2 separate regions of the Homo sapiens genome follow, and region 1 is linked to region 2. Evidence: chromatin loops called from intact Hi-C (ENCODE). Cell type or tissue: Calu3. All regions are shown on one strand. Links, peaks and the distances in the headings refer to the core of each region. The heading gives the core; the rest is flanking DNA. Region 1 overlaps CEMIP (cell migration inducing hyaluronidase 1). Region 2 overlaps CEMIP (cell migration inducing hyaluronidase 1).

Evidence for each region. A loop is a pair of places that touch in the nucleus more often than their neighbours do. Peaks named below come from ENCODE experiments on the same cell type or tissue, not always from the same donor. Only the 100,000 strongest peaks of a DNase experiment are listed, where the experiment ranks them.
Region 1: it touches region 2 in a loop (4-fold over the local background); 18 of 110 quality-filtered maps call a loop at or near these places.

Annotation. Positions count from the first base shown.
Region 1 is chr15:80,948,499-80,964,848 of GRCh38, reverse strand. It overlaps CEMIP (cell migration inducing hyaluronidase 1), which reads right to left. Exons shown (of 30, transcript NM_001293298.2): 30 at 13,078-16,052. The coding sequence ends at 15,925. It also overlaps a transcript of MESD not described here. Among named protein-coding and RNA genes, the nearest start is that of MESD, 33 kb to the left of the region's middle. RefSeq lists enhancers at 9,276-10,248, 10,249-11,220, 11,221-12,193. In Calu3, for the core only: no CTCF peak of the experiment used is centred there; a DNase peak (open chromatin) is centred at 8,878.
Region 2 is chr15:80,789,447-80,805,796 of GRCh38, reverse strand. The region is part of intron 1 of CEMIP (cell migration inducing hyaluronidase 1); the gene reads right to left. Among named protein-coding and RNA genes, the nearest start is that of CEMIP, 18 kb to the right of the region's middle. In Calu3, for the core only: no CTCF peak of the experiment used is centred there; no DNase peak of the experiment used is centred there.

The sequences.
Region 1 (16,350 bases), core at 5,607-13,606, 160 kb before region 2:
TTTTATGGTCTTAGGTGTTGCATTTAAGTTTTTAATCCATCTTGAGTTAATTTTTGTATAAGGTGTAAGGAAGGGGTCCAGTTTCAGCTTTCTACATATGGCTAGCCAGTTTTCCCAGCACCATTTATTAAATAGGGAATCCTTTCCCCATTGCTTGTTTGTCAAAGATCAGATGGTTGTAGATGTGTGGTGTTATTTCTCAGGCCTCTGTTCTGTTTCATTGGTTTATATATCTGTTTTGGCAACAGTGCCATGCTGTTTTGATTGCTGTAGCCTTGTAGTATAGTTTGAAGTCAGCTAGCATGATGCCTCCAGCTTTGTTCTTTTTGTTTAGGATTGTCTTAGTTATGCGGGCTCTTTTTTGGTTCCATGTGAAATTTAAAGTAGTTTTTTCCAATTCTGTGAAGAAAGTCAGTGGTAGTTTGATGGGGATAGCATTGAATCTATAAATTACTTTGGGCAGTATGGCCTTTTTCATGATATTGATCCATGAGCATGGAATGTTCTTCCATTTGTTTGTGTCCTCTTTTATTTCATTGAGCAGTGGTTTGTAGTTCTCCTTGAAGAGGTCCTTCACATCCCTTGTAAGTTGGATTCCTAGGTATTTTATTCTCTTTGTAGTGTGAATGGGAGTTCACTCATGATTTGGCTCTCTGTTTGTGTGTTCCTGTTGTATAGGAATGCTTGTGATTTTTGCACGTTCATTTTGTATACTGAGACTTTGCTGAAGTTGCCTATCAGCTTAAGGAGATTTTGGGCTGAGACAATGGGGATTTTTAGATATACAATCATGTCATCTGCAAACAGGGACAATTTGACTGCCTCTTTTCCTAATTGAATACCCTTTCTTTCTTTTTCTTGCCTGATTGCCCTGGCCAGAACTTCCAATACTATGTTGAATAGGAGTGGTGAAAGAGGGCATCCTTGTCTGGAGCCAGTTTTCAGAGGGAATGCTTCCAGTTTTTGCCCATTCAGTATGATATTGGCTGTGGGTTTGTCATAAATAGCTCTTATAATTTTGAGATCTGTTCCATCAATATAGTTTGTTGAGAGTTTTTAGCATGAAAGGCTGGTGAATTTTCTCGAAGGCCTTTTTTGCATCTATTGAGATAATCATGTGGTTTTTGTCGTTGGTTCTGTTTATGTGAGGGATTACATTTATTGATTTGCATGTGTTGAACCAGCCTCGCATCCCAGGGATGAAGCCGACTTGATCGTGGAGGATAAACTTTCTGATGTGCTGCTGGATTCGGTTTGCCAGTATTTTATTGAGGATTTTCGCATTGATCTTCATCAGGGATACTGGCCTAAAATTCTCTTTTTTTGTTGTGTCTCTGCTAGCCTTTGGTATCAGGATGATGCTGGCCTCATAAAATGAGTTAGGGAGGATTCCCTCTTTTTCTATTGATTGGAATAGTTTCAGAAGGAATGGTACCAGCTCCTCTTTGTACCTCTGGTAGAATTTGGCTGTGAATCTGTCTGGTCCTGGACTTCTTTTGTTTGGTAGGCTATTAATTATTGCCTCAATTTCAGAACCTGTTATTGGTCTATTCAGAGATTCAACTTCTTCCTGGTTTAGTCTTGGGAGGGTGTATGTATACAGGAATTTATCCATTTCTTCTAGATTTTCTAGTTTATTTGCATAGAGCTGTTCATAGTATTCTCTGATGGTAGTTTGTATTTCTGTGGAATTGGTGGTAATATCCACTTTATCGTTTTTTATTACATCTATTTGATTCTTCTCTCTTTTCTTTATTAGTCCTGTTAGTGGTCTATTTTGTTGATCTTTTCAAAAACCCAGCTCCTGGATTCACTGATTTTTTTGAAGGGTTTTTTGTGTCTCTATCTCCTTCAGTTCTGCTCTGATCTTAGTTATTTCTTGTTTTCTGCTAGCTTTTGAATGTTTGCTCTTACTTCTCTAGTTCTTTTAATTGTGATGTTAGGGTGTCGATTTTAGATCTTTCCTGCTTTCTTTTATGGGCATTTAGTGGTATCAATTTCCCTCTACACACTGCTTTAAATGTGTCCCTCAGATTCTGGTACATTGTGTCTTTGTTCTCATTGGTTTCAAAGAACATCTTTATTTCTGCCTTCATTTCATTATTTACCCAGTAGTCATTCAGGAGCACGTTGTTCAGTTTCCATGTAGTTGTGCGGTTTTGAGTGAGTTTCTTAATCCTGAGTTCTAATTTGATTGCACTGTGGTCTGAGACAGTTTGTTGTGGTTTCTGTTCTTTTACATTTGCTGAGGAGTGTTTTACTTCCAATTAGGTGGTCAATTTTAGAATAAGTGTGATGCGGTGCTGAGAAAAGTGTATATTCTGTTGATTTGGGGTGGAGAGTTCTGTAGATGTCTATTAGGTCTGCTTGGTCCAGAGCTGAGTTCAAGTCCTGGATATCCTTGTTAATTTTCTGTCTCGATCTGTCTAATATTGACAGTGGCGTGTTAAAGTCTCCCATTATTACTGTGTGGGAGTCTAAGTCTCTTTGTAGGTGTCTGAGAACTTGCTTTATAAATCTGGGTGCTCCTGTGTTGGGTGCATATATATTTAGGATAGTTATCTCTTCTTGTTGAATTGATTCCTTTACCATTATATAATGGCCTTCTTTGTCTCTTTTGATCTTTGTTGGTTTAAAGTCTGTCTTATCAGAGACCAGGTTTGCAACCCCTGCTGTTTTTCGCTTTCCATTTGCTTGGTAGATCTTCTTCCATCCCTTTATTTTGAGCTTATGTGCATCTCTGCACGTGAGATGGGTCTCCTGAATACAGCACACTGATGGGTCTTGACTCTTTGTCCAATTTGCCAGTCTGTATCTTTTAATTGGGGCATTTAGCCCATTTACATTTAAGGTTAATATTGTTATGTGTGAATTTGATCCTGTTATGATGATGCTAGCTGGTTATTTCGCCCGTTAATTGATGCAGTTTCTTCATAGTGTCAATGGTCTTTACAATTTGGCATGTTTTTGCAGTGGCTGGTACAGGTTGTTCCTTTCCATGTTTAATGCTTCCTTCAGGAGCTCTTGTAAGGCAGGCCTGGTGGTGACAAAATCTCTCAGCATTTGCTTGTCTATAATGTTTTTTCTTTCATCTTCTTTGTGATGGTATATTTAGCCAATATCTGACTGTTGACTACTTAGGTTGTTTTACAGTTTTCATCATCATATAAAATGCTGCAGTGAATATCCTTGTCACAAATTCTTGTGCATTTCTGTAGCTCTTTCTTTAGGATAAATTCTTTGACAGAATTTTGGAGCCAAAGTCTGAATACATTTTGCAGTCATTTTTACTTAGTACTAAATTGCTTTACAGAAAATTTGCACCAAATTATTCTTTTATCCTCATTGTCTAGGAGCATTCATTTCTTCTGTCTTTTATAGTTCTTTTTAATATTTTCTAGTTTACTAGGTGGATAATAGCATCTCACTGTTGTTTCAATTTGCATTTTATAATTACCAACAAGGTTTAGTTTTTGAATATATCTTTTGCCATTTTGCCATTTATATTTTTTCTTATGTAATCTGGCCCCCTTTTGCTGTTTTTCTTTCTTTTCTTTTCCTTTTTTTTTTTCTTTTTGTTCCTTACTGCTTTGTAAGAGCCTCTCATATAAAATATCAGCAGAGTCTCAGCAAAAAGCAGATGGCATGTTAAGGAGCATTTAATGGCAGGATTGTTTGCAAATTGTGTGCATAAAGTTTAGGGATCCCAACAAGGAGTAGTGCAATAGCCCTGGGCTTGCAAAAGTGGGGGCCAGTTACCACCCCTAAGCCTGGCGATACTGAGAGAGAGGGCAATTACTGGGACCACGAAAGGGCTCCTGACCAAAGCTCTCATCTTCCTTAGAGGGATACAGTCAACTCACAGAGACACAGTAAAAAGGGAGACAGTGGCATGAATTCCCTAACCCAGGACTTTCCTTCCTCCCTTCCATCTGTTGACGGTGCCTCCAATTGGCCAAACCCAACAGGGAGCCAGAGGGCCAGGGAACAGCTGCTGGACATGTCTCGGCCTCTTGGGGCCTTAAACAGGGCAGAGAAGGGTGTAGAATTGATCTGGAGGCAAACAGAAGATGACTAGACACCCAAAGATAATAATTTCTTTTCTGGGATATGTATTTTAAACTCGTTTCCTGTCAATATTGTTTAGAGTTTCAATAATTTTATGTAGGCATATCAACCAATTTTGATGATTTTTCCTTTGATATTTTGTTTAAGAAAGCGTTCCTCATCCCCAACATTGTGTCATTATTCAACCATATATCAAGTGTTTTCCCTCTAGAATTTGAAGGAGAAATAATTATTTAAAAGATGCAAATAAGTAGAATTTCATTTTAACAGCTTAATTCTTTCTTTCCAAGGGAGTGTAAGTCCTTGTACTCCTTCTTTCCACTTTGTGTAATTGGTTGGTTGAATGTGCTGATCTTGAAAGGTACAAACTGGGAAAGAGTTTTTTTTTTTCTCCGTGCTTTTTTTTTTTTTTTTTAAACACAGGATGTTGTCTGTCACCCAGGATGGATTACAGTGGTGTAATCACAGCTCACTGCAGCCTTGACTTCCCTAAGCTCAGGTGATCCTCCCACCTCAGCCTCCTGAGTAGCTGGCACTACAGGTGGGTGCCACCACACCCAACTAATTTTTGTGTTTTTTGTAGAGATGGGGTTTTTTCCATGTTGCCCTGGCTGGCCTTGAACTCCTGGGCTCAAGTGATCTGCCCACCTTGGCCTCCCAAAGTGCTGGGATTACAGGTGTGAGCCACCACGCCTGGACTCAGTGCTGTCTTAAACCCCCTTTGTTCACTCAGCCTTCTGTCAGTGATGAGCTGGCTGGGACCAGCTGGTGAAAACCAATTGTTAAATAGACAGGAATTTTACAAGCTGGTTGCGAAACCATTGCAGCTGAAAATCAGCCATGATGGGAGAATTTACACTATGGGCATCAACAAATACTACGAACAGGGCTTCTCCCACCCACCGCCCCACTCCCCCTGCTTCCAGTTGAGTTTACCTGCACACCACTGCTCTTACCCACTTCTTTTTGAGCACTTCCAGGAGATAATGGGGACATGAGCTATTCTTCTCTCTTCCACTTTGCTTTTTCTCTCCACTTCTTCCATCTCTTCCTATTCCTGCTGGCTCCTGCAGGGGCACAAAGGTGGGGGGATTGGAAGAAGAGGGGTTAAAAATCTTTAATAATTTATGTTATGGTAGAAAGAGGGTTCGTAAGTGTTCTCCGTTATGGCAGGTGTCCATTTATTGGCTGTTTGGCATGTTTGGAGAATATGCCCAAGATCCCCCTTACCAACTTTGATCTGAGCAAGACATTTTCTAGCTGAATACTGGTGAAACCCCTTGGAGTTGCCCTATATCCTCTTTCTATCAGGAACCCCTTCAGCTAAGCAGGCAGCCACTTGGAACAGGGCCCTTTCAAACTAGCTCACACCAGGGCCGCACTAATTTCCACAATGTACACTTGACTCGTGGGAAGCCTCACACATCCTCCCAGCCAAAAGGAGTGAATGCACTGACCCAGAGGCTGCCCTTCATCCTTCCAGGCACTGCGGCAGCTCCAGCCTCCATCTACCTTCGGTCATCTCTGGGCGAGAGGCACCTTCAACCTCTACCCTCTCACATGGCAGGCATGCAAGGCAGGCTCTCCGGAAAACTGTCTCCCCCAACTCCAACAGCAGCTGGATGACCTGTGAGTTTTAGGCACTCAGCAAGTGTCCAGCTGAGAAGTAAAATGTCAATCTCTTCCTTTGGTAAATCTCCGCAATCTCCCCAAGAGGGGTTCTCTTGGAGCCTCTCACCGGGCTTAGGGGATGCACCCTTTGAGAGAGGGGAAACCCAATAGCACATTGACTCTTGTAAATTTCCTTCAGGGCATCTCCCCTTCAATGACTCTCCAGCCTTCTCTTCCTTAGCCTGGAGGTGGGTCACCACTTCTTACCAAGTCCTTCACGGCTACTCTAGGGGCTTTTCCTCAGAATATGGGGGTAACTGTCATCTATTGCCTCAACAATTGCCATTCCATAAACTGACACATCAAGGACCTTGAAAAGACAATCCTGCTCCCAACCTGATCACATTGAAGACAGGCTGCAATTGCAAGGCCTCTGCAGATTGTTTATACTGCTAAAGGGTGGTGACCCCTGAGAGATAGTTCTTTGCTCAGCAGAGCACCTTGATGAGTGTTTGGATATGAAAAAAAAATGCCTAAGGCCAGGCACGGTGGCTCATGCCTGTAATCCCAGCACTTTGGAAGGCCAAGGCAGGCAGATCACCTGAGCTCGGGAGTTCGAGACCAGCCTGGGCAACGTGGCAAAACCCCATCTCTACCAAAAAATAGAAAAAATTAGTTGAGTGTGGTGGCGCATGCCTGTGGTCTCAGCTACTCAGGAGGCTGAGGTGGGAGAATTGCTTGAACCTGGGAGGTGAAGGTTGCAGTGAGCCAAGATCGCACCACTGCTCTTCAGCCTGGGTGACAGAGTGAGACCCCATCTCTAAATTAATTAATTAATTGAAATAAAATAAATGCCTGGGACCAATCTTTTTATTGATGAGAGAGCAACAATTCTATACCTGATAAGGCAAGGAGAATTCTGATGTTCTAGTAGCAGCCTGACCCAGGAATTTACTTAAGGTGTGTGTAGGCGAATGGGAGGGTAGAGGAACTTCTGGGAAATGATGACTAATATTCTATTTGAAGCTGTTGCTATGCCATATTCCTAAATCTTCAGCAAAATTCCGCTATAAATAACTTCCTTGTGTTTGTGTAATTTGAGGAAATCAAGAAGAAAAGAGGCAATCTGGGATGGTGAATTTTATGTATCCACTTGACTGGGCCAGGGGCTACCCAGAGATTTAGTCAAATATGATACTGGGAGTTTCAGTGAGAATGTTTCTAAATGAGATTGACATTGGAATTGGTAGACTGGGGAAAGCAGATGGCCCTCCCTAATATGGGGGTGGGGGGGTGGGTGGCGCTTCATCCAACCAGTGGAAGGCCTGAATAGAACAAAAAGGCTGAGTAAGAGAGAGTTCCTTCTGCCTGACAGCCTTTGAGCTGAGACACTGCTTTTTGGGCTGAGCTGAAACATTGGCTCCTTCTGGGTTTCAGAGCCTGCCAGTCTTCAGACTGGAGCTACACCACAGCTCTCCTGGGTCTCAGGCTTGTAGACTGCCAGTCTTAGGACTTGTTGGTCTCTGTAATTGCATGAGCCAATTTCGTGTGTGTGTGTGTGTGTGTGTGTTTTGCAGTGGATGGGGATTGCCAAGTTTCTTCCAATCATGGGAGCCTAAGCAAGTTCAGCTAAATATGAAGAGAGGAAAGGTGGTCTCTAAAAACTGACCACGCTCAAGCAGCCAGTGTTTACAGTGGTAAGCCTGTAGGCAACAAATAATTTAATTTTATTTTCTTGGCAGAACCTGAAGGTCTTTCATTTTTAGCTGGGAAACCTAGGTTGGTTACATACTGTTACTGCTGTTGTGGCTGGACTCCTCTTTACCCAGGTGTTGTGTGGTCATTTTCATGTCATCTTTCTGTCCTCTCTTTATGGAGACTGTATTTTGTTTTTTTTTCTTCTGCAGTGGTAGGGAGATGTCTCATTTTTAAATGCTATTCATTATCATCATTAGTTTTTGTTTTCCTTCTTAAACCTATAATTATAACTCTGTTAATGTCTAAAACAACATGAGACAATTTCCTCCCACAAGAGAAGATGAAGAAGCTGAGCATGGTGGTTCATATCTATAATCCCAGCACTTTGGGAGGCTGAGGTGGGAGAATTGCTTGAGCTCAGGAATTTGAGAGCAGCCTGGGCTACACAGTGAGACCCCATCTCTACAAAAAAATAAATAAATAAATAAATAGCTGGGCATGGTAGCGTGAGCCTGTAGTCCCAGCTACTCAGGGGGTGAGGTAGGAGGATCCCTTGAGCCTGGGAGGTCGAGGCCACAGTGAGCTAGGATCATGCTTCTGCACTCCAGCCTGGGTAACAAAACAAAACCCTCTGTCTCAAACAAAAAAAAAGAGAGAAGATGAAGAGCTTAACACAGCCACCCCCTCTGCATGCTCCGTCCTTGTATCTGTTTTGCTTGTTATTACCATATATCCCAGGTTTGTAAAACCCAACTTTCCTTTGTAAATATTAACAATTGGCTATCTCAGAATTGCTTTTGGCTTTGCACCGAATTCTGTGTTTATATTTATAAAACTTATTGCAATATCTTTGTGGTTTTAGGGTTGGCTGCTGGCTTTTTTTTCCTGTTCCCCTTACCCCAATTGTAAATTCTTGATTTTGTTTCTCTATCTGATTAGAGAACACCTCAATGTTTTCTGGAAGAGCACCCTCGTGCTACTCTTTCTAAGCCTTTGTGTGTCCGAGAACTGTTTTCTTTTGCTCTCACCATGAATAACACCTAAGCCCAACTTTTCTGTAGACATGTTCCTTGTCTTCAATAATTAGTGTGTGGAGACCGGGGAAGAAAGAAGGAATCTTGCAGTCGAGGGGAGCAGTTGGACGCCTTCCGATTCTTAGCCCAGAGCTCTCCGTCCAACACACTTCATGTCATCATAGCTGGGCAGCCTTATATAAAATCCATTCTAAACTGGCTGCCTAGGCTCTTAGGGTCTTTTTTATTTTATTTTATTATTATTTTTTTAGACAGGATCTCACTCTGTCACCCAGGCTGGAGTGTAGTGGCGCGATCTCGGCTCACCACAGACTCTACCTTCCAGGCTCAAGTGATCCTCCCACCTCAGCCTGCTGAGTAGTTGGGACCACAGGCATGAGCCATCACGCCTGGGTAATTTTTGTATTTTTTGTAGAGATGAGGTTTTGCCATGTTGCCAGTCTGAGTCATGCATGACTCATGACAGTGTGAGCCACTGTGCCTGGTCTCTTAGAGACTCCTAAAACCACACTTCTCAGCCGGGCGCAGTGGCTCACACCTGTAATCCTAGCACTTTGGGAGGCCGAGGTGGGTGGATCACCTGAGGCAAGGAGTTTAAGACTAGCCTGGCCAACATGGCGAAAACCCGTCTCTACTAAAAATGCAAAAAATTAGCCAGGCGTGGTGGCTCAGGCCTGTAATCCCAGCTACTCAGGAGGCTGAGGCAGGAGAATCGCTTGAACCTGGGGGGCGGAGGTTGCAGGGAGCCGAGATTGCATCACTTCACTCCAGCCTGGGCTAAAGAGACTCTGTCTCTCTCACACACACACACACACACACACGCACAAACACACACTTCTCAAACTTTACTGTGCAAACAACTACCCTGGGTCCCTTCTTAAAATGCAGATTCTGATTCAGCTGATCTGGGAGAGCCTGAGATTGGGCATTTCTTTTTTTTTTTTTTTTTTGAGACGGAGTCTCTCCGTCGCCCAGGCTGGAGTGCAGTGGCGCAATCTCGGCTCACTGCAAGCTCCGCCTCCTGGGTTCACGCCATTCTCCTGCCTCAGCCTCCCGAATACTGGGACTACAGGCACCTGCCACTGCGCCCGGCTATTTTTTTTTTTTTGTATTTTTAGTAGAGACAGGGTTTCACCGTGTTAGCTAGGATGGTCTCGATCTCCTGACCTCGTGATCCGCCCGCCTCGGCCTCCCAAAGTGCTGGGATTACAGGCTTGAGCCACCGCGCCCGGCCGAGATTGGGCATTTCTAACCAGCTCCTGGTTATACTCCTGGGTGGTGCTGAACTTTTTTTTTTTTTTCTAGTAGAGACAAGGTCTCGCTGTGTTGCCCAGGCTGGTTTTGAATTCCTGGGCTCAAGCGATTCACCTGCCTCAGCCTCCCAAAGTGCTGGGGCTACAGGTGTGAACCACCTCCCCCAGCTGATGCTGATGATGCTGATGCCATTGGCCCATGGACCACACTGAGTAGCAGGCTTTAGAGCACAGGCATCCAATCTTTTGGCTTTCCTGGGCCACATTGGAAGGAGAATTGTCTTGGGCCATACGTAAAATACACTAACACTTAACGATAGCTGATGAGCTTTAAAAAAATGCAAAAAAACTCATAATATTTTAAGAAAGTTTACAAATTAGCGTTGGGCTGCATTCAAAGCCATCCAGGGCTGCATGTAGCCCACTGGCGGTGGGTTAGACGAGCTTGCTTTATAGCTTTCAAAGCTGAGTCATGCATGTTGTTGATTCTGTTTGATGCTCCTGATTGTTTTCTGTGAGGGAGGGCAGTTCCTGGGACAATGAACTCTTCCCTTCCTCCATCCCCTCCCCCAACCCTCACCATTACCTCTGTCTGCTCTCCTTCTCACCCCAACCCAGCCCTGAGGACATGAGGGCACTGCCAGGTGCCTGTGGACTTGATCCTCCCAGGATTAAGCCCTTCCCACCACCCACATCCTACTCCTTTCCCTGCCATTGAGAAAACCTCTGCCGCCTACCTAGCCCCCAGGCTAAAACAGCTAGGATGGGGTCAAAGGGCTCAGGATTTTGGCTTCAGTACTGGAGGCAGGAGGGTTGCGCTAGGGTCGGCTTTTATGCCTTTGTTCAACACAGCAAGCACACATTACCCAACAGAACTCTGCCAGATATGGGAAAACCTATGGCCTATGCTCTGCAGGAGGCTACAGTCTGGAGGAAGGGGTGAATGTTAGCCTGGGACAGGGGGCGCAATATCAAGGCACTGGGCCCTGGGCCCAGGAGAGGAAGGAGAAAGCTGCCAGGCATGGGTCAGAGAAGGCTTTGTGTGGAGCTACGCCCTGGAACATGAGTAGGCGTGGGCCAAGCCGAGAGGAGAGAGGGCAGGGTGGGTCAGGTCATCTACCATGTTATGAGGACTCTAAGATCCTTGAGCCAGTGGGAGGGGATGAGGATTAGGGCTCATCTGGGGATTGGGGATGAGGAAGGAATGGGTGACCAGATTGGAGATGCAGGCATATGCCACCTCAGGGACTGCCTGTGTGCCCAACTCAGCATACCCTGTGTGCCTGTGGGTATGGGAACAAAATTCTCCCAAACGCCTGCTTCCAGCTTTGTGCCGTTGCGTTTTCTTTAGGCAGATGTTGTTAGCTGTCACTGCACTGACCTCTAAGGCCACCCCAGCCTCCATGAGTGAACGCCCATGCCTTCACCCCTCCTGTCTGTGGGGAGGAACCCCACCCCCTTTCCTCCAGCAACTCCTACACATCGCCTCCAGGCCTTCCCAGCACCATTCCCTCACCAGGAATGTTCTTTGCCCTTCTTCACTTAGTTCATTCCTATGCATTCTGCAAAACTTAACTCTGCCACACTTTTCTGACCTGTCCCCTCCCAGGCTGGTGAGGGAGAGCAGATCATCCTGTCTGTCTCCCTGCGGACAGGAACGGAAGGTGCCCACTGGTCACCTAATGCATTGCAGTGACTACTTGTGGGATCTGGTGACTATTGCAGGGACAAATGAAGGACCCTGAAGTGCCTGCCTGTCCCTCCACCCCAACCTCTCTGTGGCTTCTTTTGCTGTGCGTCTAGCTGGGTGCAGTGTCCCATTGCTCGACGGTTCCTCGTTGGCGTCTGCTTTCCAAGTCCTCCCTGGATGCCTCTTCTATGCACCTACTGAATCAGTGGGCTGTGCTCTCTTTCACACAGTGACACTTCTGGCTGAGAAGTCACTAGTAACCCCCCACCCTCTTTCATCACAGCCAGTGGGCCCTAAAGCTGACCCTGTGTTTGGCCCAACCCACCTTCCACTTTGCCTCTCATGACTGAGCCTTGATTTATGCCCAGGTGTTCTCAAGCCCACACTCTGATAGCTGCCCCTCTGTCAGACTCTGCCTCTTACAAAAGGCCCTTCTCTTATCCATCTCTGACTCTCAGGCCAACACCTGTCCTACTTCCACTCACTGACCTTCCCTGACCAATCCAGGCGATGATCACTCCCTGCCCTCAGAAGCCTGCCACACCACTCATTGGGCAGGTAATTTCATGTTCTCCATGGGGTCATTCTGTGTTCCTCTGTGTGCACCGTGCCTGGCACAGAGCAGGGGTGCAAAAATATTTGTTGACTGAGTGTGCAAGTGTGATCTCTTTCTCCTGGCAAAGTTTCCTGAAGGTAGAGGCCGTGTACTCTCTACTGCACAGCTGACTTTATGCCCAAAGCTAGTCTGCCAGATATATTTGTGTATTGGCAGCTTAAAACGACCAATCTGGTACCAGCCCCTTTAAGTGAATTGACTATACACAGATGCACACAGACAGACAGACAGAGAGACATACACACACACACACACACACACGAGACATAGTTGTTTTGTTTTTAAACCCAATGCATAAGACCCAGGAGCTCTTTGGAAATCAAGAGAAGAACTCTCTGTGGTGATGGAAATGTTTTATATCGACTCTATCCTATATGGTAGCCACTAGACACACATAGCCATTGAGCACTTGAAAATTGTGGCCAATGTGATTGAGGAACTGCATTTTTAATTGCATTTAATTTAAATTAATTTAAATGTAGGTAGCCCCATGAAGCTAGTGGCTGCCCTCCTGGACTGGCAGTTCTGGACCACTCCCAGTTCACCTGCTCTAACCTCTGCCTCTCACTCTCTCCCTTCCAGACCCCTGAGCCCCTTCCAGTGCTGCCTGAGGTGCCCTCTACCTGTGCCTGCCTCTCGTCTGCCAGTTTGATTTGGACCTGTTTTTCCCACCTCAGCCCCCATGCTCTTGTCAAACGTGTTTGGCCTCCAGCCAAACAGGGCCTGGGAGGAAAAGAGAGTCCTGCTTCTGCCTGGCTTCCCCATCGGGGAGGGGAGTTGAAGTGACAGCCTCCTGACAGCTTAGAAATGTGGAGGACGCAGCAAGTTCTGGACATGGCCAGCCATATGAATGATATCTTCTCTTTCTTTGAACCATCTCCACCTGCTCTTATGGACACCCCGCCTTGGGGCAAGGCAAGGTAGGATCTTGACATATGACTAGCTCTTGGGAATAAGGCCATGGAAGTAAGGCAGACACATGGGGTGATTTCATCAGCCTTATTATCCTTAGATAACTGTTTATCTTAGGTTATCCTTAGATAAGTTATTATCCCTAGATAAAATGAAGCCCATTTTAATAGAAAATGAAACAAACAGACAAGATGATGACATCCTTTGTATGTTTACTATAATAACAGCAAAATTTTTCCAAACCAGAGCCAATTTCCTTGGCTCTAGGTACACCCCTTCCAAGCAATGCAAAGGACATCTCCAATCATGACATTTAAGACAATTCTTTATTTCTCTGACAGTGACTTCTTGAAGTGCACATATAATAAATAAATAGAAAATATATCTTTGTTCATGGTGATGCCTACAAGAAATGTTTACATACAAACACTCTATACATCTAACTCCCGAAAAAGGACCAGCTATTTCGGCAACAGAAAAAAGACAAGCATTTCAGAGGAGCGTTGCTTTCCTTAAAGACCTAACTCACTTAAGTCTTACAAACAGAAATAACAAGGAGGACAATTTTCTAAGCAATAAGAAAATTTGTGCTACCAAGAAAATGCCTAGATATTGGCTCTTGGTGAATGGTTTAGGAAAGAAACTTTTATGTACAGATCCTGTACTGTGAAACATATGTACAACTCTGAGAACTTTCAAATAGATATCTTTTTTAAATGAACTGAGCCAAAGACATTCAACATTCCTGGCCACCTGAAAGTGATCACATCCTAAGTGGTTCACAGTGTGAGACCCTTGCATTAGAAGAGTGAAAACTCAACAAAACCGTGGACAAGAAGGACATGAGGTCATTTTAACTCTCCTCTCCATCACCACTAATCTCCCTGGAAGAAGTCCTTCCTGTGACTCTGGCCTTTGAAGCAGCCATATCTTTAAAAGCAGAGCCCTATGGTCACCTCCCAGCAGCTGAAAGATGTTTGGTGGGAAAGACCTCCCTGACAGTTGGCTCCCACCTGGGGAATGGACTCTTGGACCGAGTCTCATGGGTGCAGTTGGGTGGAGGGAGCCAGGCAGGCCCTCTTTGAAGGAAAGAGTTTGTGGTTGGGGCAGGAAAGGGGATAAATGTAGTTCATCACAAGACCCAGGGAGACTCTGGTGCCTCGTGCAAGATTATAAACCACAGATAGAGTTCTCCCTCTTACAGGAGCTCTTTGGGCTCTCTATAAGGTGGGCCAGGGAGAGAGCAGGGCATTAAGCAGCAGCTGAAAGGGACTGGGGTGGACCCAATAGCTGTTCAGACACCCAAGATCAGCCAAATTGGCTCACCAGAAACATGGCGAGCCCTACTCCCTCTGCTGGGCCTCACCTGTAGAGCTGCAGAGACAGGAGAGCCAGGTAGCACCAATGGGGAGTTGCAGCTACTGTGCACCCAGGCTGGGCTGACAGGTAGTGAACAAAGTGAAGGCCACAGGGACCGCCAACACCAAGGGGAGGGCGGGTTTGTGTGCGCTGGGAGCAGGAGGGAAGAGATCTGCTAGCTGTCATTCTACTCTAGTCATTTCCTTTCCTTCGAGGGGACTTGTCCCCATTTCCAGAAGCTACCTCAGGAGTGCCTGGGCACTCTGGGGCCGGTTGTTGAGGCAATGTGGTGTGGCAGCAAGGGCTAGGGTGGGGCTCCCCAGGCCCTCCCTTAGCTGTGTGGTTCTTTCCCATCTTGGGGGCTCACTTTCCCCATCTGTTAAAATGAAGGCTTTGGGCTAGATATTTTCTATATTTCCAGCTCTGAAATCCCAGGCCGAGGGAGTACGAGCACATCTAGGGTCTCCTGGAGGCCCCCTGTGCTCAGTTCCCTGGATGAAGAGCAAATGAGGCCCTAAGGCAGGAGCTCACTTCTGTGGACTTCACCCTCTTGGAGTCAGAGGCAGGGCTGCCTGGGGACTGAATTCCTCTGTGCTCATAAGCAGCAAAGCCCATTGCTCCCCTCTGACCACACTTCTCCATCATGAGTGGGCCAGAGAGACGTGAGCAAAGGGCGACCCCGTAGTCACCAGCTTCAGCAGGCAGCGGCAGGGAGGGCTGAATCCCTGAGCCATTCCAGAGGCTGCCTCATCTCCCCCCAGCAAAATGCCCCCAGCCTTCATTCCTGTAAGCAAGAAGCCTTCCTGAGCCTCCCCTCTGAAATGGCACTGGCCTCCATTTTACCTCTCTGTGATTTCTCCACCTGGCATTGCAGTGCACATGGACCTGACTGCCTGCCCTACTGGACTGCAGACCCCTCAAGCTAGGCATTAGTTCTCACCTCTCCATCCCGTGTGCGCTGGGGCACCCAGCATCATGGATATCAGTGGATATCCATGAACTGTTGGGTTCCAGGTACCATGTGAAATGCAGCAGATTTCTGGAATCTCAGAACTAAAAGGGCCTTTGAGAGTCATCTAGTCCAAGTCCAAACCTGCCACTCAAAGTCTCCTGAAAGGTGGACACGGCCAGAGGCAGGGCTTGCCTCTTCCCCAAGGATAGCCAGTTCTACCCCAGCTCCTAATCCTGTGAGGTTGGCTCTTGCTTACAGGAGTAAAGATTTCCTTAAGGCCAAGGCTCTTTCTCCTACATTTACCACCCTCACTTGTCTGCTGAAGACCATGGGGATCTGTGAATGACCAGCCCTCCAGACTACCTCCTAGCTGGGTCAGGGCTCCTGCCAAAGTGGATCTTTGCTGTCAGCACAACCCAGGTCTCCTGATATGGTCCCCAAACCCCCACTGAAGAGGCACAGATAGGAGAGAAGCACCCAAGAGGCTGCAGGAAAGTGAATGTTTCCAGCATTGGCCAGCACCGCCCCAGGGGCTCCAGGTAGACACTTGAGTAGGGGCAGGTGGCAGCACCAGGGTCTCTGATAGCCTTCCCTTGGCCCATCAGGGCTGAAACACGGCCTTCCCAGGCAGCTGCTGGCAGGGGCTGGGGGACCCAGCCATCCCCCACTGGTCTGCTGCCAAGAGTCACCGTCATAGTCTACCACGAGGTGGCACCGGGCGGCAGCTGTCCTCACAACTTCTTCTTCTTCACCACAGGGATGGGCACAACTTGGAAGATTTTGGCTTTGTGATCCTCAGTGTCCAGTGTCACCCAGATGGGCCGGAAGCTGCCTTTGAAGCCAACGAATGCCATTTGCTCTGAAAAGCAATGATGAGTCTCCTGAGCAAAAGCCCTATGAGAGGACGGCTGCCCCACCCCGTTCCATGGCTCCCCATCGCCAGCCCCCCACGCCCACCAGGTACCGCCTAGCCACACTGCACTGTGGCCCCTTGGGAAGAGCTCTGTGCTCAGCTACTGATGGTGCCTGACATGTGTTTGTATGGGGCAGGCAGGGTCTCACCTGAGCCTCACTGCCACCTAGGCAGGGTGATGGCTTTGTTGTAGACAGGGGAGCCATGCACAGCAGGAAATGGGGCAAACTGTAAGGGAGGAGAC
Region 2 (16,350 bases), core at 4,642-12,641:
GTGAAGCCCAACATTGGTAGATTTGGCATATCAAGTTTATGTAAGCAATTTAAATTTGATTCATGTTAGAGTTTTGTTTGCATATCATTTGTAAATTTGTTTTAGATTTATAGATGTGTAAGAACTATAAGCTGAGGAATTTATACCTAGTTTTATGTTTGTATATATTTAAATAACATAATAATAAAGTTAATTAATTCAACAGTAGACATCCTTGGGAATGTTTTCCCTTAAAAAGAGTCTGTATCTTACTCAGGTAAGAACAACACTACTCCTGAGCTTCCTAACCACACGGTAACCACCAAAGGGAAGGCAGGCAGCTGGCTGGCAAATGCGTTTTTTAAACACCTAACTTAGTGCTGGGCAAGCACCCCAGCACGGGAACCGCCTGGCTCAGTAGGCAATTTAAACCTGAAAAGAAGGTCTGCTTGTTTGCATGTCTGCTTTGTAAATATTGTCCCGGGCGGGCAGGAAGGGGCAGGTTTTCAAAACACTCATAATCATCTTCTTCTGTGTATTCCTTTTGCTTCGGACCTGACTCACAGAATGCAAACAGCCTTTAGCAGCCTTGTCAAATCATGAAGCAGTTTCTCCAGGGCTGATGTGATCTCTAAGCCAGCCACTGATTTTATCAGTGCACAAAGCTTGTTTTGGGGGCTGTTAAGGCATAAATCCGCCTCTCCTGCTTTCATGTGGTTGTGAGACCTGGTGGGAGGATAGGTGTTGATACAGGAATTGGGGCCCTCTCGTGCTAGCTAAATGCACAAAGGGGAAAACGTGCAGTTCCAGGGTGGCCATGGTAGTTCTCCGTGCAGCCATGTGACTTGCTCCCAGCTTTGGATCTTCTAGAAATTCAGGCCCGGCTACCTTCTACATGAGCGATGAATTAAAGCCTTTCCAAAACCTTATTGTTGCTTTTATTAAGCAACAACCAAAAGCCTTTCCTATGTGGCCCTTTTGCTTGTCCCCTAGTTCAAGTACTATGACAAGAACTCTGTCTCCCCTTATCATCAACCAGAGGAAAGACCTCGGTTTTATCATACAAAGAAGATGAGTTTGCTGTGACATTACAGACTTTCCCAGAGGTTTAGAGATTTTCACCTGTGAAGGAATCCCAGTCATTCATTAGGAAAGACGCACGTGCTTTCAGCAAGTTGAAATCCTGCATGGAAACCTCTCCTGGGACATCTGGAGCAGTAGGTGAGGCACCTGGCATCCTTGCCCAGATGTCAGAGCTGACAAGAGCCTAGAGCCAGTCCAGTCCAAGCTTCTTGTTTCTCAGGTAGAGGAACTGAAGTTCAGAAGAGTCAACCTTCCTCCGGTCACATGGCCACATGGTATTGAAGCTAAAAGTAAAACCTAGGCCTTCTGTCTCTTAGTCCAGAGCTCTTTCCACCAAACCACAATTATGTCTTCAAAATAAAGGAGACACTGTCTCCCATATTCTCTGACTATGCAGCCATATTATTTACAAAAAAGGCACTGAAAAGCCATTGTTTTCTTCTGCAAGATGCAAGTCACAGGGATCAGCCTATAGAGCTGAAAAGAGATCTTGGGGTCTGATATGGTTTGCCTGTGTCCCCACCCAAATCTCATCTTCAATTGTAGCTCTCATAATTCCGATGCATTGTGAAAGGGACCTGGTGGGAGGTAACTGAATCATGGGGGCAGGTCTTTCCGGTGCTGTTCTCTTGAAAGTGAATAAGTATCGCAAGATCTGATGGTTTTATAAAGGGGAGTTCCCCTGCACAAGCTCTCTTGCCTGCTGGCATGCAACATGTGCCTTTGCTTCTCCTTTGCCTTTCACCATCATTGTGAGGCCTCCCCAGCTGTGGAACTGTGAGTCCATTAAATCTCTTTTCTTTAGAAATTATCCAGTCTCGAGTTTGTCTTTATTAGCAGCATGAGAACAGAATAATACAGGGTCCATCTGATTTATATTCCAGATGGGATCATTGCAGTCCAAAGACAGCCATTTACCCACAACAGAAAATGAGTCAGAGGCAAAGTAGAGACCTGTGGGTCTGGAGCCCAAGACAGACTTGAGCTCAGACAGCAGATCTCTTCCACGCCACAGATTAGCTATGTGTCTGTAGAACCGTTGCTTAACCTCTCTCAGACCCTTTTTTTCTCAGCTAGATAATCTGGATGGTCTAGAACCAACTGCATGGAGCTGTTGGGAAGTCTAAAGGAGATAATGAATGCAAATACTCATCACGGTGTCTGGCCATCAGCATCATCATTGTCATCTTCACCACCTTGTCTTCCCGTCCAGGGAACTTTCCATTATAATATTTTGCTGCTTCTAAGATTCTTTTTCATTTTTTTTTTAATTCTAAAGTTAAACGTTTTGGGTTTGGCATTTCTTAATCCAGTGCCTAGAACTTTGGGTCAAAATTGAATTGAATACTTTCCACACATCTATCAGGAGAATAGCATTCCTGCCTAGTGATCTGATGACCATGGGAAGTCATCCATAGCTTTCTGAAATATACACTCTTGTTCTAGGGAGAAATGCTGTCCCAATAACCTCCTTGTATATGAGGGGACAGAATCCAGCCATCCTGTGGCCCCAAGGGAGGTTCTGTACAACTCTGCGGGAGTGGTCACCCATGATGTAAAGTCTGGTTTCTTTACACGAGGAAGTACAGAGTGGCAGGAGCAGTTCACAATTGAGCTGAGGAATCACTCTCTTCCTTAGGGCTCTGAGAAGCGTGAATGAAGAATAATGGTGTTTAGGAGCCCTCCAGAGCCCAACCATGCTGGCATCCTGAGCTTGGACTTCTAGCCTCCAGAACTGTGAGAAATATATTTCTGCTGTTAACAAGCCACCTAATCTGTGGAACTTTGTTATAGCAGCCCAAACTGACTAAGACAGTGTCTCTGACAAGAGATCCCAGTTCGTCCTCACCATTCCTTTACAAAACCAAGGGTATTCCTCCCATCATTGTACAAATGAGAAAACACAGGCCTGGAGAAGTTAAGTTGCTAGTCCAAGTTCATACAGCAAGCTAGTAGCAGAATCTTGAACCCAGGACCTCTAAGTCCAAAGCCATTGCTCTCCTGACCACATTCCAAGATAGGCATGTGAACATGTCAGAAGTCTTCCAGGAAATATATCCAACCAATAGATTTATTTCAGTCATTCAAACATACAGAGAAAAGCAGCAGGAACTGACCCAGAATTGCAGGAAAGTGATGTCACTGCTCTCGCCAGCCCACGCCCCATGGTCATTATTTTAAAAGCGATGAGACCATCCATTAGAGCTGGCGCTGGAGTCATGCCCCTGTCAACATCCGGGTGTGTGGGCAGGGCCTGAGCACATCCTCTGGAGGCTGCATTGCTGACACTGTGGGTAAGGGCTGGAGCCTCGGTGGGTGGGGCCTGCCCACGCCCAGCTGAAGGCAGAGGCAGAGCCATCAGGAAGGGCGAAAGGGATAACAGGGCTTTGGCCCCTGCCCAGCAGCCGTTGATGGCTTAAGCCAGGCTTCAGGACATGCAGCCATGATTCTGTACATATGTCCCTTTCCCGCCTTATGGTGTCTGCCTCCTGGGTACCTCCACTCTCAGGTGCCAGCCCTGTGCCTTGTTACTGCTCCTTGTTACTGTGCCTTGTTACTCAGAGATTAGAAAGCTGATTAATGCAAGCACCAGGCCATGTTGGCAGAATTAGGACTCAAAGAAACAATGCAATATGACCCCATGAGTACTTCCAAGTACAATAGTACAGTTGTCCCTTGGCATCTGCACATTAGTTCCAGGAACTCCCTCAGATACCACACTCTCCAGATGCTCAAGTCCCTAATATAAAAGAGTGTAGTATTTGCATATAACATACATACATCCTCCTGTATACTTTAAATCATCTCTAGATTACTTATAATACCTAATACAATGTAAATGCTTTGTCAATAGTTGTTATCCCGTATTATTATCCTGTAAGGACAAGAAAAATAGTCTGTACATGTTCAGTGCAGATGCAAACATATTTCAAATATTTTCAGTTTGCAATTGGTTGAATCTATAGGTATGGAACCCACAGTATGGAAGGCCAATTGTACTACAGAGTAAGTACCTCTATCAAAGGTGGGTGTGGTGGATTGATCACAAAAATCAATCAACCATTCCACTCATCCTTCTCTCCTCCCCTCAGATCCTTGTCTTTTGCAATGTAACTATGCAGCTTCTCCCATTAAAAGGTAGAGTCTAAATCTCCTCCCCTTGAACATGAACTGACCTGGCTTCAGCCAAAAGAAAGCAGCAGAAGTGCTGGTGTGCCATTGGGTTTTGAGATCCAGGCCTCCAGAGGCCATGCATGCTTTCCTTCTCTCTCACAGAACAGCATCAGTCACCTCGAGAACAAACCCAGGCTAGTCTACTGGGTGATGAGAGACGCATGGTCCAGTCACCCTCATCCACTGAATTGAGAGCTAGCCAATGCCAAACACATAAATGAGGCCATCCTAGACCAGCCAGCCTCCAGTTGTTCTGCCGATAGATACAAAACAGAGTTGAGATTAGCCAAGCCTGTCCGGATCAGCAGAACCAGCTGGTTGACCCACAGGACAATAATACACAGTTGTTTCAAGCCACTGCCTTGGGGGTGGTTTATTACACAGCAATAGCTTACTGATACATTGGAGAAGGAGAGAGGGAACTCTTCACAGAGAAGGGGATGCCTCAGCAGGGTCAGGAAGAATGAATGGTAGTTTGCTAGATGATTGAGCAGAGAAAGCAGCATTTACAGCAGCAAGATGGCAAGAAGCAGCATTGCATCAACAGGACCATAACAATCCTAGGATGTTGCTAGAGTCTAAAACAGAAGGGAGAAGCAGCTGGACAAGAAGCTGGAGAGGAAGGTGTAGCCCAGCTACGGTAGGCCCTGGGCCCCAAGGCTGAGCTGTATCCCCAGAGATCCCCAAACCTCTGAATCAACAGTTTTACTTTATAACAGGTTTTTGGAAAGTTATTAGAAGGTGTAAACTCAATGTTTTTGCCCCTACATCGAGTACTGAAATATTTCAAATATGAACAGAGATGGCGAGAATATCAATTACCCTGCAAATCTATTAGAATGTGAATTTCTTCTCTAACTCTGATCTAAAGTAAGGTTTTCAAAAGATTCCCTCAAGAGCATGATGATGGTTTGTAAAGACTCCCTAAGAGCATGATCATGACATGTGTTTGATGAAAAATAAAGCCTGGATTTTGGAAAAAGTCCCAAAGTAAAATGACATGAAAATCAAGGTTTTCCCAAGATTTTATTAAAGAGAAATACCAACAGTTTAAAAGTAGTTGCCTCAGCCAATATTAAGTACCCCAGCTGTGGGAAGACGTGGAAAAGCCAGCCACATTCAGCCATTAATGATTTTATTCATTCATTCCGCAAAGGTAGCAGTCATTGACTCTGTCAGATCCTGCAATAGGCCCTGAGACTCTACAAATAAATGACATGAGACCTGCTCTCTCGGCAGTCCCAGACAGAGGGCGAGAAAGGACATAGAACCACACCCCACCATACGACTCACATGGGCTATAAGAATGGAGGTGCTCTGGAAACCCAGAGGATGGTGAGGTGATTTCAGCTACCCCTTCAACATAGGCTATTAACAAATTTCCAGCCAGGTGCAGTGACTCATGCCTGTAACCCAGCACTTTTGGAGGTTGAGATGGGAGGATCACTTGAGTCCAGGAGTTCAAGACTAACCTGGGCAAGATGATGAGATCCCGTCTACACACACACACACACACACACACACACACACACACACACATAAAATTAGCTGGCATGGTGTTATGTGCCTGTAGTCCCAGCTACTCAGGAGGCTGAGAGGCAGAAGGATTGCTTGAGCCCAGGAGTTCGAGGCTACAGTGAGCTATGATCATGCTACTGCACTCCAGCCTGGGTGGCAGAGAGAGACCTTGTCTCTCTAAAAAATAAAAAATAATAAATTTCTTTACAAAATTTGTGATCAAGTCAGGGCTTATTTCACTTAAGATGAAGACCTCTGGTTATACTACCATGTTGCTGCAAAAGACAGGATTTCATTATTTTTTGTGGCTGAATAATATTCCATTGCATATATATACATTTTCTTTATCCATTCATCCATTGATGGACACTTAGATTGATTCCATATCTTTGCTATTGTCAATAATACTGTAATAAAAATATAAGTGCAAGTATGTCTTTGATACTAATATATTGATTTCTTTTCCTTTGGGCAGATGCTCAGTAACAGGATTGTGCAGGGTAGTTCTATTCCATACACTATTTGTGAATAAACCTTTCATAAGCTCTCATTTTGCAGAAGAAACTATATATGACTCTCAAAATTGTGACTTCTCTCCAGACCAGGCCTTCCCTAGCCTGGGCCACAAGTGGGAGTCCCAGTGTGGCCTCTTTCAGGCCTCAACTCATTGAGAGAAACACAGACGAGGCCCTAGGGAAGAGCCATCTATTTCCTCTCCTAACCAGTGCTGCGCAGGGACTGCCTAGATCTCGTGCTCACAAGGCGGCTGGCAGCCCATTGTGCCACTCTGGGCTAATCCTCACTTGGCTAAATCCTTAGTGCAGAACATCCCTAAGCTGACCACATCTCTGCAAAACCTGAGACATACCCAGGCCTGGTCTGCTAAGATGGAATCTGTGAAGTTTGCCCAGATGGTCAGATCAAATGTCTGGCTGAATTCCCACTGTGCTAGCTTTATCTCATTCCTGTCATCTTCCACACTGGTAACTGGATCAAATAAGCTTTTACTGGCAGGACAAATCAACGGATAAAGGAAAGACTGTTCCATGAAGCTGTCCTGGGATAGCAAGTTAGTAAATTGAAGGGAAAAGTGTGTTAGAGTTTCTTCTTGCACTATGAACTGAAGTAAATTTGAGACAGGTCAAAGAACTTAAAAATCAATCCACGGAACCTCTAGAAGACTCTAGAATTGTACATTAAAAAATAAATCAATATGTAAATGATCAACACATTGAACTGCATGAAAATATTTTACATATTTTTCAAAATAACTGAAAGGGAAGAATGGGAGAGAAAACTTCAAATATGTAATGAGATCAGACCTACTGATAAGAAAAATATGAATACCCCATCAATAGGTATATGATATGAATACATAATTCCAAAAACTAAAAATAACTAGTAAACAAATACATAGGATGGCTTTCAACCTCTCCAGTTATCAAAGAAATACAAACCTATTAGCTATGAATTTTCACCTGTTAAAATGATTTTTTAAGTTATAGTAATATCAAATATCAGTGTAAATAACACTGTTGTACACAATTAGTGAGACTGTTAATTTGAATAAATCTTTGGAGGCCATTTTCTTGTTTACTTATACTTCTAGAAATCATTCTATGGAAATCAGCAAAACTTGGGAAAAAACATATAAAACGGTCATTTTAAATGTTAATAGTAAAAATTTAGAAAAATTTGATGTTATTTTATAGCAATTAAAAAGACGACTTTGAAAACTGAAAATGCTTATGAATAAACTTTAAGATGTGTTACGTATAAGGTAAAATTCTATCAACGTTATGTAAAAAATATACAGTAATAACACTAGAAAAATATTCATCAAAATTCCTATAGTGTCTATCTTCAGTAGTAGGATTATGGGTTTTTCTTTTTCATTTCTGTACTTTCCAAGTGATAAGGAAATACACGGTTATATGGCTTATATAATGGAAAAATGTGTAATATGTATATACACATGCACCATGTACATTCTTTTTTAAAAAGTAATAAAATACCTCCCTTGACCACTCCAACTCCTAGTTATTGCTCATTCCTCCAAAAGTCTTAGAACCAGGCTGGTTTCACACAGTGCTTAGAGCACAGACCCAAATGTTTGTGTAATGAATTAATTAATGAAGGAGCATTTCCTTTCTACACAGTGGCCTAAAACACAGTGGAGGCGGCCTGGCATTGCTTCCTAGTGAGGATGGGTTATACTCTGCTGTGGTAATAAAGAACCCGAAGCTGCAGGACTTCTTTCTCATCTAGTTCCCAGGTCCACCGTGGGTGTGTGGAGGACCCTGGGCTGTTATGGGCACCTAAGTACCCAAGCTGGCCCCTCCATCCAGGCCATTGCCAGTCACTGCAGCAGAGGAGAGGAGCTAAAGAACCGTGTGTTAGTTTTTGTACGTTTCTTCTAGAAATGACACACACAACTTTTGTTCATATTTCATTGACTAAGACAAGACACTTGACCACAACTAACATCGAAAGTGTGGAATGCATTAGCCTCCCTTGTGCCCAGAAAAAAAGAGGGACTGGATGTTGGTGAACAGTGTGACTGCTGCTTTTCTTGTGTACACATCTCTCTATCCCCTTAGACCATGAGCACCCCAGGAGCAGCTGGACCCTGCACGCCTCTGTCCTCCCTGCACTCTCCCTACCCTCCACACGCCAGCACTGCTCATGCCTGGCAAAGCACCGGGACACTGTAGGTGCTCCCTGTGGCATCGAATAGCGATGGAGGTTGTGTCTACACCAAAGATATCATGATCCCAGATTATATTCAAATACACATTGTACTCTATTTATAATCATCTATAATGATCTGCAATCACCTCCACTTCTCAATTTCTGACAATCACAGGTTGCTGTGCACAATTCCCGTAGGCAGTTCTGGCCAGGTTCGTCAAACTGGTGCCATGAAGTGTCACACGAACCTTTCCAACCTTACCTAATAAGACTTCTCTGGACATCTTTCATGCCAGAGCCTCATCTCTCTCCACATCCAGCTTCATCCTTACACCCCAGCCACCCTGAGCCACTCATAGCTCCTTTAATGTACCAGGTTATCTGATTGCCCTTTGCCTAAAATGCCCTCTCTAATCAACAGACAAATTCTTACTATACTTTGTAAGGTTCAAGTCAAAGATTAATTCCCCCAAGAATAATGAGGTCCCACTTTTCTGCCCACTCTTTGCCTTATATGGACATAAAATGCATTAATCTCATGTGTTCTCCTGACCCCAGTCACCCACCCCACGCTCCCAGATTGAAAGGTAGGAGCGTAAGTTACTGGGTTTTGCATTCTCCATGTCTGGTGTAGAGTGGTTGATTAATAAACGTTTGCTGAATAAATGGTCTAAGCAACTGCAATATCTCATGGTTTTATTGATCTACCTGGCAGTGACTCAGAGCTCTCAAGCCTTGATATCTTTTTCGGTAAACAGGTCAGACTGATAAATGTATTGGTGGCTTATCACACACATAAGTGGGACATGGAACATGCACCAACAGTCTTGTAATAAGAGCATTTCATCCAGAATACCCTGAGTCTGCTCATTCATTTCCTGGCAGTCTCCTTTCGAATACATCTTGGGTTTCAAGTTCTCCATCAGAGCTCTCCAGGATGAAAAATGGACCCACTGAGAGCACACATTAGTGACAGTGGATTTCACTGCAGCCCCATCCATTTGCTAAGCACTCTATAGTTCTGAGTGTAATCCACAAAGAGAAGCTACTTCAAAGCCCTCTTTAAAATACTTGCTAAGGCTGGGCACGGTGGCATGTACATGTAGTCCCAACTGCTCGGGAGGCCGACACAGGAGGATCGCTTGGGCCCAGGAATTTGAAACCAGCCTAGGCAACGTAGTGAGACGCCCCCGCATCTCAAAAACAGCTAAATAAATAAACAAAAAAGAAATCAAAATAAAATCCTGGTAAGCTCTTATTAAATGCTATTTTTAAAGTTTAAAGTTATGGGAAAAGCCACCTCTTTATGAAAATATTTTCTGGTACAAGCTGTGTGTTACTGCAATAATAAATTGCAACATGAATCAGAGGTAATTTTGTATCATTTCCTCAGAGATAATAACAAAAAACTCCATATCATTTAAAATTCTCTTATCCTCTGTCACCCAGGCTGGAGTGTAGTGGTACAATCATGGCTCCATGCAGCCTCAAACTCCTGGGCTCAAATGATCCTCCTGCCTTAGCCTCCCAAGTAGCCAGGACTATACATGTGAGCCACAGCACCTGGCAATTCCTTTTTCTTATAGATGGGGGTCTTGCTGTGTTGCCCAGGCTGGCCTTGAACTCCTGGGCTCAAGAAATCCTCCCACCTTGGCCTCCCAAAGCACTGGGATTATAGGTCTGAGCCACTGCACCTGGCTTTTCAAGAGCAATGAATAACTCCTGTTGAAAAGATGCAAGGTTTCTTGCTTGGCCGTGCCCAGTGTGTCCTGGAGTATAATCTCCAGCCCAAACCCACTCTAGTCTTCCTAACATCCACCTAGATGCTCATCCCACCACCTGGGAGTTCTCCTGGACACCTCCCTCTCCCTTACCCTATGTCCAATCCACCATCCTGTCTGTCCATTGCATCTCCTAAACACCAGCTGGATCCACCCACACTTCTCCTTCCCCACTGCCTCCACTCCAACCCACCATCACCAGGTCCCTAGCCCAGCACCATAGCATCCCCTGCCATCTTCCTGCATTTATTTTTGCTAACTATTGCCTATCACCCCCACCTACCCAGACAGAGAGCAGCCAGAGGGATCCCTTTAAAAAAAACAGAAAAATCAGACAATGTAACTCCCCTGCTTGAAATTTCATGTCTTCCCATTGCTTTCAGGATGATGTTCACAGTCCTGAGCATGGTTTAAAAGATGCTGCATGATCCCCTTCCTGCCCCCTCACCCCTGCCTCCCCTTCAGTCCTGCCTTGCTCCTCACCTCACTTTCCCTGCCCCAGCCAATCTGGGCTTCTCTCACTCTCTGTCTTGAGGCCTCTTTGCATCCTCATTACCTAGGACATCCTTGCCCCCACTCTTGGTCTTTCTAGCTTCTACTCACTATCCTCCTAGGCTCTGCCTATGTTGCTTCCCAAAAGAGGCTTTCTCTCCCTGCTCCCACTTCTACTTCCACCAGCCACTTGTAGCAGATCCCCTATTTTTTCTCCTCAAACCTTTCAACTTTTCTTCATATCACTGGCCACAGTTTGGAATCACATACGCCCGTGATTTTTTCATATCTATTTTTTTATATTTGTCTCTCTCCCTAGACCTACACTGTTCCACTAGCCGCCTGTGGCTATTAAGCACGGGAAACATGGCAGGTCCGAATTGAGATATGCTGTAAGCAGAAAATACATACCAATTTTGAAGATTTAGTATAAAAAAATGTAAACAATCTCATTACTTTTTATAGTGACTACCTGTTGAAGTGACAATAGTTTGGATGTATGAGGTGAAAATAAAGTATATTATTAAAATTAATTTTACCTGTTTCTTTTTAAACTTTGTCTTAGTGGGGCTACTAGAAAACTCAGAATTCCAAATGTGGCACCCATTGTATGTCTCCTGGACAGCACTGCTCTAGACTGTAATCTCCATGCAGGCAGGTCTCAGCTCATTTTGGTCACTGCTGCATCCCCAGAGCCTAGCAGCCTCTGCAATATTATAAGCTGACTTCAGTAAACTGCTAAATGAGGGAATAAATGAGTGAATGAGTCAGACAAGCAAAGGAAAAACTTCTGGTTAAAAAAATAGTCATATGAATATGGATACTACAAGTTTGTAAGCTCACTGTTATTTTGTGTGAGGGAGAAATTTCTGATTTGGGACCATTTGGAACAAGCTACAACCCTCTCTAGGGGCCAGATGGGACTACTAGGTCACCTGTGGTTAAACCAGATAAAAATCACAGACAACAGAAAGGCAAAGATAAACTGCTGGAGGGTCTTTGACCTCAAGTTGTCCCACTTTTCAAATCCCCAAAACCAGGAACCCACTTGGCAACACTTTGACCTAAAAATAAAATCATAAATAACAAAAACAACTTGACAAAAGCATTCTACTTAAGTTCAAAGATGACCCTAGTGTTAATAAAACTGTAATGAGCACCTATTAAGAATTTCTGGCGGGGATGCCCAGTTTCATGTGGTGTTTGTTTTTCATCCTATCCCACTAATGAATATTTAGCTCAGTGTTTCCCCAACATAGGTCCCACAGCACCCAAGTCTCAGAAAGTCCTCTGTGAAAATAGAAAGGGAATTCCCTAGACCAACACGTCTGGGAGATACTATACACTATGCACCTCTCCCTGAGAGACATGGTGCATGCTGGTTTACAAAGCCATTGAGAAGATCTTGGAAAATGAAAACAGGTCAACTTTGTTTATCCCAGTTTGTCTCAAACTTGTTTGACCTCAGAATATCTAGTAACAGCTCAAGGAAGCGATGCTCCCAAGAAATGCACTTTAGGAAGGGCTCATCTAAGCTTCATTTCCAAAACCGTAATTAGTGATAAATTATTCTGATCTTGTGGGTAACCCTACCTGTGGGAAACCCAGCTGTGATAACCAGAGTTCCACCATTCAATGGTAACCACTCCCCTTCACTTTGGGTAAGAGAAAAACACCCACCACAGAAGACTTAACCTCGTGTTGATAATGTGTGTAGTTATGCATAATGACAAGTAAATAAGGAACTTTGAGGGCGTTGGTCTAACACACCCAAATTAATTATGTGCCTCTCAACATCTTCCAGTTTCAGAGAGCAGAAGGGGGAAAGACGTCCTGAATGAAAGCAAATAATTGGACAGGTTACACAGCCAAGCTAGGCAAGGAGTTTGTGCCCTTCAAATTTCACTATTGCACCAACCTGCTGCCACCCATGTCAATCTCAAAACCTGCAGCTCCAACGCTTACCCTCTTAATGTGATATTCTGAGCCAGGGCACAGAGATACTAGCAAGTCTGCTTTTTACACTTCTTAAACTGTATTTTCATCAGAAGTCAGAAGACCTGGACTACCTTTCTCTATTCTGTGTCCTACCAATATATGTAAAGCACTTATAAAGTGACTGTAAGTAGTAGGTCTCAGGAAATGCTAGTAAGTAGCTCTCCTCTCAGGACAACATTCATGCCTGAATGTCTCAGTTCTGGAGATACAATGGTGACTGAGATGGACTAGTTCCTGATCTCATGGAGTGTTGAGCTTGACAGACACCACACCGAGGAGACACAATCTCTATCTCTGCAAGGGAACACTAGAGCACATGCCTTGGCCATTCAGATTCTTGTTCTAGGACCAGCTACTGCCCATAGCTTGCCAAAGGTTTAAAGTTTGTAAATTCCCCCAAAGTCACAGCATGGCCATCTCTACATACAGTGTCTGCTAATTCAATCAGCTACATTGACAATTGGAAGAGACATGCTATTTTGTATACCTAGTATGTACAAGATCATAACTCTAAGAAGTTGCCGTGTATTAGTTCACATAGTACACAGAATAATATATAATCATCCTATTTTAGGGGATGGATAAGCAACTGAGGCACAGAAAGGTGAAGTAACCTGTCCAAAGTCAAGCAGCTAACCAGTGCAGGAGGTAGATTTATAACTGGGACTGCTGGGCTCCAAAGCTTATGCCCTTTCCCAGTTTATTACACCAGCTCTAATATTCTACAACCCAAGGAAGATATAAAGTAGACAGCATGCAAACTGGTGGAGAAAGAATATGGAGAACAGTTTATTTTGCAGTCAACAAAACCTAACTGGGCCCTTCCTGGAATACTTCATTATTTCTCTCTTTTTGTCTGATTAGAACCATCTTGGAGATATTGGTGATCTGAATTTAATGTGTTTCTGTTGAATGGAAGAACCCAGCCTTTGTGACTTTCTCTCCTCTGGCTACTTGGTGGGCATACTCAGATTTGCTTTAAGACCACATACAGGGATGGCACTAAAAGAATATTTGTGGGTGGGTTTATTTTGCTAAAATCACCCAAATGTCTGATGACAACTACAGTGCAGAGAAGAGATGAGGACTACGGAAGGTCACCCAGGGGGCATCGGCAGACCAGACCGCATTCAGAGTATCCATCTCATCCAGTTAAGCTTTGAGGAAATTTGAGCTGAATCTGCATCCTTCGTGGTGACTACTCCCTCCTCCCCAAAGGGGAGTCTCACTTGAAATGCTGTCCCTTTATCCCACTTTCCCTCTGCCGCCTCTGCTGCAGGTCAGTCAACAAGGCAGTTAGAAATGTGTCCAAGAATTCATGAAGAATTATGAAAAAATCATAATATCTGCACAGCTCACAAAAAGCCAGCACAGAGGCCACAGGATAAACCCTCCTCACCCCAGCCCTGAGACTGCATACAGCAAACAGGGATGCATCGGTCCAAAGGGATATTGTGAGACAAGGGCCTGGGATTAGGAGCCTCGGAAAATTTTCCTCAAGGGCTTGGAGCCTCTACTTGCAGCGGGAAGAAACCTCATGTTGGCAGCGACTCGAACCACAAGACCCCTGAAATGTCCCTGATTTAATCTTCTCTCTATCACCTTCTGGGCCCTATTACCCTGGTACCAACAATTCACTTCGGACAGCGCAGTTATCCTTCTTGCTGAAGGGTATTTACTGAGCCCTAGCAGTGACATTATCCGATAATCTAGAGTGAGAAGTGGGATTCTGGAATGCATTTCTTACCAAGAACACCACCCTTGGGAGGGAGGAAGACAAGCCCAACCTTAGATACCTGCCACCAGGTACAAGGACCTAACACCCACCAATTGATCACACACTTCACTCAGGTGAAAAGCTGAACTCCCTGACTCAGCTTTTAAGGATCTACAGCCCTGCCCCACCTTTATGATCTCATTTCCAGCCACAGGAAACTTCTAGTTCTTCTCTAAATATCTTTTTTTTTTTTTAATCCTCTGCATTCAGTTCAAGATATTCCTTCCTTCTTAACCCTCCATTCTCTGGCCTGGGAGAAATTGTACTTTTCTTTAAGGCCCAATCAAATATCACTTCCTCCATGTTACCTTGTCTCTTTCCCCAGCAAAGTAGTTTACCATCACTTTGTAGTGCTTCCATATTGCTTTGTTTATGCCTCTGTTACAGCATGGATTGTAGGTAGTTGAATGTATGTCTGTCTCCTCAACTAAACTGTGAGCTTTTCCATTGCAGGGAAATGCAACGGAGTCATCTCTGAAACCCAAGTATCTAGAAAGAATGGGCGGGTCAATGATGAGTGCATTCGGGTTACAATTACTCTCAACGAATTCAACTCTATGAATACTGTTCTATGAGTCTGATCTACTGTGAATTCTAATATTCCCCTCAACATGTTTTTTCAAAAGTCAAGATTTGAGCAACATTAGTTATTATGAAGAGCTTTTGGACTCACGGTGACATAGGTCTGAGTTCCAACTCCACCACCTTGAGCCGAGTGACCCCCACCTGGAGCTGCATAAGTGATGCGGCTTCACTGACCTTCTCCATCTGCAAAACAGGACAATGTCTTGTTCACAGTTGTCAGGAAGTTTAAATAAGATGATGCATGCAATGCTGTCTGCGTGAGTCTGAATGTTTTAGTTGCCCAATAAGCACTGAATATTAATGATGCTGATGGAAATAACCATAAAGCCACAGGAGTACAGACCTCTGAGAAATTGACTTTAGTCAGGCTTTAGTCTCATTCAAATACCAGAGCAGAATACACAAGAGTGAACATCAAATGTAGTGAGAAATGTACATGCTTGGGGGGCTGGTGTTCAGACGCAGGACTCATTCATTTGAATATTTAAAAAATATTTGAGCACCTACTATGTGCTAGCCCTTGGGAGTAAAACAGAACATGAAAAGTCTCTGCCTTTGAGCCAAGTAGGGGTCCTGTCTCTGAATGAAGAAAGGACTCTTTATTGTATTGGGACGTGGCTGAGATGAGAAGCCATCTCCACTGAGGGAAACCACAGACTTCTGCACCACGTATCCCACAATGGCCACTAAGGGCCCTTCATGAGCAGGGCTCTATTCAAATAGTGACTCTGCCTCTCTGCCCCTCGTTCCCCCTGAGCTCAGAGGGGTGATGTCCTCAAACAACCTCAACAGAGCAGAAGCTCAAGTTCATGCTTATTACACAAGATTCAACGGAAGTATCATCTTTTTGTATGTCAAAAATAGCTTTTTATTTAAATAAATTTTATATGGAGATGTTTAAAGTAAAAATGAACTTCACTACATGGTCATTCTCAGAAAACTCCAGGATATGTTAATGTGTCACCATTTGTAACATTACACTGTGATTTTAAAATGTAGAACAGATTTCAGCTGTTTCTCAGTCACCTGGAAAGTTCAGGCATACACATAACCCACAATTATGTGGTCAGAGGAATCTCCAAGCCTCTTCAAAGCTACCAACTAAACAGACACCACTGAGATGACCACGCCTTTTTATTTAAAAAAAAAATCATTTAAGCAAGAAGAAATCTCTGCATATGGAAGTCCCAAAGCCAAAATCCTCCAACTGCTTTCTCTCTCACTACCAGGAACTGAATTGAGAAATCTGATGAACTCTGTGGCTTCTTAAGC